Regions from separate parts of the Homo sapiens genome. Here region 2 is linked to region 1. A link is an interaction called in ENCODE POLR2A ChIA-PET data of the cell type or tissue named here. Cell type or tissue: GM12878. All regions are shown on one strand. Each heading gives the region's core, and the rest is flanking DNA. Links, peaks and the distances in the headings are about the cores only. Region 1 overlaps LINC02325 (long intergenic non-protein coding RNA 2325). Region 2 overlaps LINC02325 (long intergenic non-protein coding RNA 2325).

The links. Peaks named below come from ENCODE experiments on the same cell type or tissue, not always from the same donor. Only the 100,000 strongest peaks of a DNase experiment are listed, where the experiment ranks them.
Region 2: POLR2A ChIA-PET joins it to region 1 with 5 read pairs; 2 of 35 experiments call an interaction of 5 or more read pairs at or near these places.

Annotation. Positions count from the first base shown.
Region 1 is chr14:97,488,859-97,494,238 of GRCh38, reverse strand. The region is part of intron 1 of LINC02325 (long intergenic non-protein coding RNA 2325); the gene reads right to left. Among named protein-coding and RNA genes, the nearest start is that of LINC02325, 33 kb to the right of the region's middle. In GM12878, for the core only: no CTCF peak of the experiment used is centred there; no DNase peak of the experiment used is centred there.
Region 2 is chr14:97,542,232-97,547,611 of GRCh38, reverse strand. The region is part of intron 3 of LINC02325 (long intergenic non-protein coding RNA 2325); the gene reads right to left. Among named protein-coding and RNA genes, the nearest start is that of LINC02325, 86 kb to the right of the region's middle. RefSeq lists an enhancer at 4,697-5,380. In GM12878, for the core only: no CTCF peak of the experiment used is centred there; a DNase peak (open chromatin) is centred at 2,771; H3K27ac peaks cover 327 bases.

The DNA.
Region 1 (5,380 bases), core at 282-5,281:
GAATAACCTATCATGGCTGGCCTCATTATCCAGGATTTGGAGATGAGAAACCAAGGATTGGAGAAATGTCCAGAAAGTGGCACAGGCATAGAATAGAGAAGCCAGGATGTAAAACCAGGCTTTGTGATGGTGGACAAACCAGAGAGAACCTAGATCAAGAGCTTTCTCCAGAATAAAAAGGTTTTGGCTGTCTTCACCTTTTGCTAGTTGCCCAGACATTATTCCTAACCCCATTCCCTCCTCTCACCACAGGAAACTTGATGGTATTACGTTATATTATGTAGAATTTTAACTGTATTTTTTATGTTGTAGATTATCTTTTTACTTCCTTCTTTTTGGATATTACTTTAAACACACACAGACATGTGTGTGCATGGGTAAAACTTAGTGCAATAAATTTTACCAATCTATGTGCTCATCCTTAATATCCATATTTTTCAAAACATCCTCCTTCAGGTGCCCTTCTCTCAAGGATGTTTTCAGAGAGGGCATGATGGGGTAGTAAACTTTCTGAGTCTTTACTCACTTAAAAATATCATTATATTGCCTGTGTGTTGAGAGATAGTTTAGCTTGGTATAAGATTACAACTTAAAAGTGAGTTTAATTTAACACTTTGAAAATAATTCTCTATTCAATGTTGCTATTAAGAAATAAGATTTTAATCTAAATATTATTTCTGTATGGGTGATCTGTATGTTCTCTTGGATAGCTTGTCACTTTTTTCTTTTCCTTTGATGTACTTAAATATAATTATGTTGTCTAAGTGATTTTTTACTTATAGATTCTATTAGGCATTCCATAAGAACTGTGGCTATGAATCTCTTTTTATTCATTTATTCTATTATTATTTGCTTTTCAAATACTTCCTCTCCTTATTTTTTCTCTCCTTCTATGACTGCCTATTTTATTTATATCAACAGATGTGCCTCTAGCCTCTATTTATTTTAACTTTTTTGCTTTTTGTAACTCTTTCTACCTGCTCCTGCCTTCTCAGAGAGTTCTTTAAACTGACCTTCTAGCTCACTAATTTATCCTTAAGTTGTATCCATTGTGCTTTTTATTCCACTCCTTAAACTCTTTATATTCAGTATTGCATATTTCATACCTAGTTTTTCCACGTGGTTCTGCTTTGTAACTGCCTGTTTCTGCTTCATCGTCCAATATCCTTGCATGTTAGGAGCAGCATTTCTTTTACTGTGATTGTGCTTCTCAGGCCCTTGCTTCTAGTCTCCTGAAGAGTTGAAGGAGTGAGATATGTGGCCCAGAATAGAGACCTCCTATGCCAAAGTCTGGGCTTGGCCAGCCCATTTACTTTGTAACCCCAAAGCCTCACCTTACAGCAGCTTTCCATCCATGTAGCCAGGCATGGCTCTTCCGCAAGAGGTTGTCTCCCTGCCTCCATCCTTTGCAGCGAAGGAAGGAAGTGAAGCTGGAAGCCCCCAGCAGCCAGTCTCTCTGACTGCACTGCTGGTTCAGCCATCTCCATCTTGCCCTCAGGGGTAATACTTCCTTAGTGACCCCAACATGGCTGAGTTGACTTTGCTATTTTTCTGTCTCAAAGAGGTCAAAGGGTTGGCAAAGATATTCCAAGTATAATATGGAAAAAATAAAAAATAAAATACACAAGCTCCCTTCTTATATCCACCCCACTAAATGTGGTATGCAGGCATCCTTGGGGCCATGCTAAGGCATAACTGCCCTCAGTCTCCCCAGAGTTCCTTGGAATGTCTATATTACTGTTCAGGTCCATTCGCTTACTCCTTAATTTCCTGACCTCTTTGGTGTTGGGTTTGTGGGAGAGGGCCAGTATTTTATGCTAACCGTATGAGCAGACCAGCAGATACAAGACAAAAGTAGGATTCTCAGAGGAAAAGCAAGCTGGGCAAAGAGAAGCACATGAACAAAGCCACTGAGCGCAAACCACGAAGGAGCAGACGACAGCAGAAGAAGCTTCTTGTTTTTGTTGTTTGTTAGTTTGTTTTAATTCATTTGGAAAGCAGTAGAACCCAATGGCAAATTGGAGAGTTGGGAACAGAGGTAGTATGGGAGAATATAAGTCTCTGAGCTAAGGATGAGATGAACAAGCAGTTTTGTTTTTTAAGTGGGGACAGTTTTTGATAAGAAATACCTTAGGTTAATGTCACATGATAAATATTTCCACATAATCTCACCTATTGATTGTTATACTGGAAAGTTGGAACTGCCTTATCCAGCTCTCTTAGAACCAAAATCAATGCTGACTTTGATCCCTTTCGACTCACTTTTATTTAGTGTTTATTTTGAATCTTTTGTCACTGGACTTAGATCTTTATCTGTGTCCCCAGATGGCTGGTCTAAGAGTGGCTTCCAGAGGGAAGTAGGGCAGATTTGGCTAGGGATCATGTTGGAATACCGCCAGAGTAAACCTGGCCATGTGTTCACCTTGCCAAAGGCTGTGGTGTAGCCAGCGCATCACCAACCACCCAAAAAAAGCCTTTTCTTTGGTTCCATCTCTTTCCTCCCGAGGGCTAAGACTCCAGGAAATGGTGAAACCCGAGAGACAGAACCAGCAAATGTACCAAATCACAGCTTTGTGGCTGGGCAGGACATTTCACAAATTCTCTCTCCATTGACTCTCACTGCACTCTGGGAAGAGAGTGTGATTATCCACATTCTACACAGGAGAAAATCAATCAAGACCCAAAGAAATCAAGAGACTGGCCCGAGTTTATGCAGAAAGGAAGAGCAAGTCTTAGGGCTGTAGGTTCAAAAACCAGGTCCCCCCACACCACACCTGAGAAGTGGAAGAAAGAGATTGATTCCCATTTACATCTTCACATTCTATCTGTTGAGTTTTGACTATGTTCCAGGTTCTGTACTAGGCACTGAGTTTACTCTCAAACCAAAAGGACCACACACACCCTACCCTCCAGGGAAAAGGAGGTGGTAACACAGACATGAAACAGTGTCCCTGAAATGAATATGCACTTTACACAGCATGAGATTTGGAATTCAAAAAAGAAGAAGGAAAGAAAAAAGAAAAATAGGACACTTTAAGAGAGGTCAGGAGTCTCATTTTGCATATAGGGTCAGTATATTAGTCTGTTCTCACACTGCTAGGAAGCAATAACTGAGATGGGGTAATTTATAAAAGAAAAAGGTTTAATTGACTTGCAGTGCCGCATTGCTGGGGAGGCCTCAGGAAACCTAAAGTCATGGTGGAAGGCAGAGGAGAAGCAGGCACCTTCTTCACAGGGTAGCAGGACAGAATGAGTGCAAGCAGGGGAAATGCCAGATGATTATAAAACCATCAGATATCATGAGAACTCACTCACTATCATGAGAACAGCATGGGGGAAATGGCCTCCATGATCCAATTACCTCCATTCCATCCCGCCCTTGACAAGTGGGGATTATGGTGATTACAATTCGAGCTGAGATTTGGGTGGAGACACAGAGCCAAACCGTATCAGTCAGGGAAGCCAAGACCGGAAGAATCTACACGAGTCTGGCCGCTGTCTTACCGCATCACCTCCGATAGCCATGTGCCACCTCCACACCTCAATCCCCACATCCTTATCTGTGGCTGTCAGTGGAACTTACTTCCGTGATTAGTGGTCTATATTTATAATGTGTTTGTTTTTTGTGAATGAAACTGGCATTGAAACTCTGACATTGAACCATCCTACCAAAGAATATTTTTTTTTCAGAAAATGGCACCGATGTGCTATGAGCAGAAGGAACTCTGGACACTGAGTCAGAAGACATATTTAATGGCCGGGCTCCATTTCTAATTCCAAGTCCACATTTTCTCCACACTGCCTAGCTGGGAGGGGAGCACAGACACTGGAATAGGTAGAACCGAGTCCAGGCCCAGGGATGTTCCTTCCTATCTGTAGGAACATTTGTTAATGTCTCTGAGCTTCTGCCTCCACAGTGTATAAATATCTCACCCTGTTATTGTGCCTAATAAAACAGACAACTCAAGTCTTCATACTGGCAACCAGCATAGGGTAGCACTTTAATGACAGCTGGTCTCTGTCCTTCCGACAACGGATAAACCAGCTCTACAAGGATTCCATCCTGGTGGCCTGGTGGAAACAAACCCTATACTCTGTTGCCTAATTGTTTAATTCTTTTTGAGACCCAGACTTTTGTTCAGAACGAGAACAATATGTTGCACTGGAGGCCTGGAGTGGGTCCAGCCCAGAGTTGCCCCCATGGGCACAGACCTTCCAGAGACCAGCCTGCCTCCAGCTCAGAAGGGGCTCGTGAGAGCAGCGGATGGATGCCGGAGCTGCACTCTACATAGCTGGAGCGCTCTTCACGTTATCAGCACAATCGGGGGAGTCTAAATTGGCCCACAGTGCGTGAGCCCAGAACACCTCATTCACTTCTAACATGAAGAGCTCTTTTAAAATGTGAAGTACTGAATTTGGAAAGCATCGAGATTTAGGCACGAATAGTGCAGAACAATTTAATATTATGGGAGCTCTTCAATCTCTCTCTTTTTTTTTTTTTAGATAAGCACTTCATTTTGGAAGTGACTCAAATAATGCTCTATTACTCCAATGAGCACATGACTGACTTGAAAATGCAATTACCCCACACTAAGAAATAAATCCCCAAAGTTCCCAAACCGGGGGGAAGTATGGAGGAAAGGCAGCACTCAATTCTTCTGTACACCTGGAATATCTTCACTTTCCCACTCCACCTCTCCAAACACTGTGCTTTTTAACCCCAAGCTTAAATGCTGTCTCTCTGATGCCTTTCAATTCAGATGTGCTGATGTGCATTGAATGCCTACTGTCATCGAGCCAATTTCTCATTTGTGGGGTCATTTAGTCCCCACAGCAACTCTGTAATGTAAGTGATCCTTATCTCCATTTGACCCCAGGAAACAGGACCACAGAGGCACTAAGCTGACCTCAGAACTTTCAAGAACCTCAAAGAACCGGCAAGTTGCTTTCATTACTCATTCAGGAGCGGGAGAATGAGTCTATGCTTGAGTCTATGCTTGATGAAACAAAGAATAGACTTTGCCCAAAAAGGAAGACTTGACCAATGAAGAAGGAAGAGTCCTTGTCCTCAGTACCTTGAGATGGAATAGAAAACACTGAGATTTGAATTCAGAAAACCTAAGTTCCAACCACCAGGGACAAGTCATTTGTCTCATCTATAAAACAAGGAGATCTTGGCGGTTAATGGAAGGGGAGACTAGAGAGCAGATGGGAAACTCTTGGCCCAGGTATTTGGCATCGACTCTGCAATGAATCTCTACCTGGACTTTGCATTGCTATGAAGCTTTGTAGCCCTGGATGCCGTCTGCCCTACCGGGCCCTGGGTATTCCCCGGGATCCCCACCACCAGCCCTGATGAGATGGTTTCTCACTGGAAAGA
Region 2 (5,380 bases), core at 309-5,308, 53 kb before region 1:
TAGATATTGTTTCACCGAGTCCTTGGATATATTTAAGTCATTGTTTGAAACACACACCGTCTCCTGTTGTTTCTGCAAAAATGTTCGGTCGATTAAGCAACAATAACGTGAATTATTCTATGAGTATCTCGGGATGGTTGCCTGGAATACTGTATATAAATTCCATTGTACTGGAGTCAATTAAACCTCATTGTCTATAAAAGTCACCTGTCTGACTTAGGGAAAAGTGGGCATGAATGTAAAAGACCCAACAACGTGTTGAAACTGAAATCTAACCAAGTTAATTTATGCTGCTCGGCTTGGAAGGAGAAAGAGCAGGCAGTTTTTGGGGGGCCTGGAAGCTGTGTGGGGATTTTCTGAGACCATTCTGATTACTCAGGGTTGCTGATGGGGGACGATGACACCTGAAGTTTAACCACCCCTGAAAACTAAGACAAGGAAGACAAAGAACACTTTTTTGACATTCTTGGCGCAAATGAAAGAAACTTGTCATTCCAACTTCACAAGACAGTGCTCAAAGATGAAATGTTCAACTCCACTGGGACAGCCATTTTTTTTTTGCTGTTATTACAGAAGAAAATTATAACCATAAAAATGTCCAATTTAGAAAAAAAGGTGCCACTTTAGTGTCATTTGCATAAAAGCTGTTACACACAAATTGTTATAAAGACAAATGTGTAGTACTCTCGTTGAAAATTGCTTATATCTCGGGTGCTTCGGCTCCAACGACATAAAGGCCTCTTCAGACTGAAATTCATTCTCAGGTAAATAAAGCTGAAAGTGAAATTTCACCTATTTGAAAGTACGTGAGTGGTTTTTCATGTTGTCTTAAACAGGTTTTGAGAGGCTGGGCCCTCTCCTCCTTTCACGGCTCACCCCCACCGCCTGGCGGGGCCTGGTGGCCCTCACAATACGGAGCACCTCCGAGGGCTTAGGCATTTTGTGCTGGAGCGAGTCAGAGTCCGGCTCCGTGGAGAACCAATAGGCCTTGCAGATACAGGCAGGGCAGGGGGCTTGCAGAGAGGAAAGCACTAACGACGCTCTTCTCTGAAAATTAACGTGCTGGTATACACCGTATCCTTCCATCACGGCCCACCTGCCTCATCAGAGCTCCCTGCCAGCAACTGCCCCGGTAGAATATCGCTCTCTCCATCACACGCTGACCATTGCCATGGGCAGCCGTATTAGGTTGGTGCAAACATAATTACCATTTTTGCCATTGAAAGTAATGGCAAAAACCGCAATGACGTTTGTACCAACCTATATGATTCCTTGAACTTAATGTCCCTTTCCCTTTTCCGGGGCTGCCCCCTCCTGCCGGGAATGATCTTCTGACTTATCCGGAAGAGCTGCAGTGTATTCCTCAGGAGTGTACACTCCAGTGACTGATTTTTTTTTTTTTTCCTTACAGCTCTTTGTCAGTTGCTTGCTCCTTCCCCTGCCCCCTCTACACAGATATTAATATTACTATCAATGAAATAAGTGAATAAGTAATGTTAATTGATGTTACTTATCACGCTTATTACTATGACTCATCCCCTGCCATCTCTCCTACGACCCTTTGCTATCTAAAGGCAGGACCTGTGTCTCGTGCATTTCCATATTCCAATTCCAGGGCCAAAACTCCCCAGAGTAGCCACTGGAAGGAGTTATGTTGAATGAATGGTGAACAGTTACATACTCAAATAATGGGTTGCAGGGTGAAAGAATACCCCATCTGGACTAACTAATTTGAGTCAGGGAACTTCAGAACAGTGGTCCCCAACCTCCAGGCCACCTACTGGTACTGGTGGCCTATTAGGGACTGAGCTGCACAGCAGTTGGTCCCCATCACTCTCATTACCACCTGAGCTCCGCCTCCTGTCAGATCAGCAGTGGCATTACATTCTCATAGAAGCACAAACTCCACTGTGAACTGCACATGTGAGGGGTCTAGGTTGTGCACTCCTTATGAGAATCTAATGCCTGACGATCTGTCACTGTCTCTTATCACCCCCAGATGGAACCATCTACTTGCAGGAAAACAAGCTCACGTCTCTCAGTGATTCTACATAATGGTGAGTTATATAATTATTTCATTATATTTTTACAATGTAATAATAATAGAAATAAAGTGCACAACAAATGTAATGAGCTTGAATCATCCTTAAGTCCTCCCCCACCTCCCCTGGTTCATGGAAAAATTGTCTTCCACAAAACCGGCTCCTGGTGCCAAAAAGGTTGGGGGCTGCTGCTTTAGAACATTATGAAAATCATTGTTGGTGTTTTGCTTTTGTTTTTGGAGGTTTTAGATTTCTTTTTAAATGAGAAGGTATTAAAAAAACGCTACTCATAAAGACTTCCTGATTCAAGCTCACATCAGTCCCTGTTATCATTGAGTTCCCATAAACAATGAAACTGACTTTTAATGAGCATCTACTATATGCCAGTGACTCCAATACAGACTTTATAATAAATATCAACCCTACAGGTACACATAAATACTAATTAATGATAGATAAGGTAACTGAACTTCAGAAGGGACATTTGGCAGATGACATGGACCTTGGAAGTAGAAAATCTAGGCTTTAAGCTTTTCAAGCATTCATGATAACATGCCTTATATTTATAGCAACTTACTGCAAGTAAGATGGGCTTTTTGCATCTCTCATTTCATTTACTCTTTATTCTCATCGCATGAGATAGGTCTAATTACACCCATTTTAGAGATGATGTGGAGAGTGTGGTATAAAAAGAGAAATGCTGGACTTAGAGAATCTGGTTTTGAAACTCAAATATGAAATTTACCAGCTGCTGAGAGGTCATTTCATTCTCACTTTGACTCAACTTCCTCTTCTATAAAATACCACTGGGAAGTCTCCTTCCGTGCCTGGTGACCAGGTCAGGACTTATGTTGAGAAGCTTCCGTATGCGCATGTTGGTAGAGAATTTAAAGTTTCCCAGAGTGAATGTATTAAAATAATTATTAATAGTAATAATAATTTCAACTTGCTTTCCAAATGACTCACTTCAGTTTCAGCTGAGAGAGGCAGAAGGAAGGCAAAGTTGGGAACTTGGAGGTCCCAGGAGGTTGCTGAGTTTCCGTTAGGAGTGGGAGTTGGATTCTGAATTCATGAGAAGTTTCCAGAGAAGCAGTGGCCAGGCCTCTGCACAGATGGTGGGGTACAAATGAGACAGTGGGGAGAGAGAACCTTCCTGATGTCCAAGCAGAAGGAGACAAAGAGGCCGGGCACAGTGGCTCATGCCTGTAATCCCAGCACTATGAGATGCTATGCCATGGCAAAAGAACCACTTGGGCCCAGGAGTCGGAGACCAGCCCTGTCAACATAGTGAGACCCCATCTCTACAGAAAAGAAAAACATTAGCCAGGCTTGGTGGCACACGCCTGTAGTCTCAGCTACTTGGGAAGCTAAGATGGGAGGCCAGCTTGAGCCTGGGAGGTCAAAGCTGCAGTGAGCTCTGATTGCACTACTGCACTCCAGCCTGGGTAGCAGAGCAAGACCCTGTCTCAAACAAACAAACAAACAAAATACAGAAGGAGACTAAAAAAAAAAAAAAAAAGGGATGTTAGTTCTCTGGTTCTCTGAACCACAGCAAGTGGTTTCCTGAATTACAATGTTTGCCTCTGTGTGTAAATCATTTAGATAAGGGCAAGCCATTTTTCCTTCTAATAGAAGGATAGTTCTCTTAATATATATATTCCTCTAACTGGTACTAGAAGTCAAAATATTCGATTAAACAATTGTTGGGGGAAAGGAAACTGGAAACTTAGATTTTTTTAAGTGGAAAGCTACAGGGAAGAAAAAACGTACTTTTTAACTAATGAAGATATTCTATACCTACCTGTTTTCAAAATGGCAGTTAAAAAAATAAATATTTTGTATGGTGTTTTGGGGTAGGTGAAACTTGTATCATTTCAAAAAAGGTGTTGATGAAAAGGACTTTTGAGTTTATGGAGTATGAACAAGAACTCAGACTTCATACTCTCAAAATGAAAAATAAAAGCTGAAGTTTTCAGCTTGGGTATGCATGCAAATTTTTTGACTTTTGGTGCTTTCTGACGAAGTACCGCATGGAAAAAAACATAGCTCCAGCCAGTTGGACAAGAGAGATGTAGAGGAGGTTTTAGATCTCTTTAAGGAAGGAGCACTACAGTCCCAGGGCTGGCCTGTCCCCATGTATTAGGGAAGTACTTAAAGATGCATAGAGAGGACAATGTGATTATTTTAAAGGTCACGGGTCTCGCTGAGATAAGGCTAAAGTGGTCGCCATCTAGCCATGCTGAATTGGATTATGGGGAGATTCTGTTCAGGTCAATTCATCAAGGATTGTCTAGATTAGACATTCATGAAAGTACTGCTGGTAAGTTTGAAAAGGAAACTTAAAATGAAGACAATTATGTAGCTCTTTCAGAATGTTTTATGCAGTCTAAAGATACTATTTTTTGAAAATTGTATATCTGTGACTATGCATAGTCTGAGAACACGTGTATAAAAAAACCATCCAACTGCAGAAATATCAGGGTTCCCATTGAACCATCACATGCAGGTTTGGGGGCCTTAAGGGGAACATTATAAAGAGCACTCCTTCCCCCCATGTGATTTGGAAACCATCAGTCACAATGACACCTTGCTTCTCCAGCAGCTCGAGGAGAAGGAGGCTTCTATCTGCAAGTGGGTGGACTCCCTAGCACGTATCTCCCAGAGTGGGTTACTGCAATCACCGTTTCCCGAGGAACCTAAGACAAAACTGACCACATTCAGGAACACACAGAACTCACATTCTCTGGCACAGGTAGCTTTCTATGACTTTTCCATTTATTTTTAAATAAATGAATAGAAGGAGACCTGAGCCAAGCATCCCAGGGTATTCGTTCCAAAATTCCCAAACAGTTTACCCTTAAAGTAAGGCAAATGAGGGGACAGAGAGAGGCCAGTAGTGCTATGCTAGTGAAATCCCCGCCACCTGGGATAAAACTCCAGGAGAAGAGAAAAAGTACCCCTCCTCCAGCAGCAGTTTGAAATTGGGGCACTGGCTTTCTCTAGAATACAGAGGCAAGACAAGTCCCAAAGTTCAATTTCAAATGGGCCTCCAGCCCTGAAGAGGCAGGCAACCGGGGGTCACAGGGTTTAGAGACCAGGTCCTGGGGAAAGTGGGTGGGAGAATCGGACACAATTACCCTGAAGAAAATATTCAAGAACAACCAACGTGTTTCAAATCTTTTTTTTTTCTTTCTTCTTTGCAGGGGTGAGGGAGCTGATTTGATTTGTTCTCTGGAATTCCAGATGGAAAACCAGGAACAGCGGTGGAAGCTACAGGGAGACAGACTTCAGCTCAATGTCAGGACAAACTTTTCAGCAGTTGGGTGCACCCGAACAAG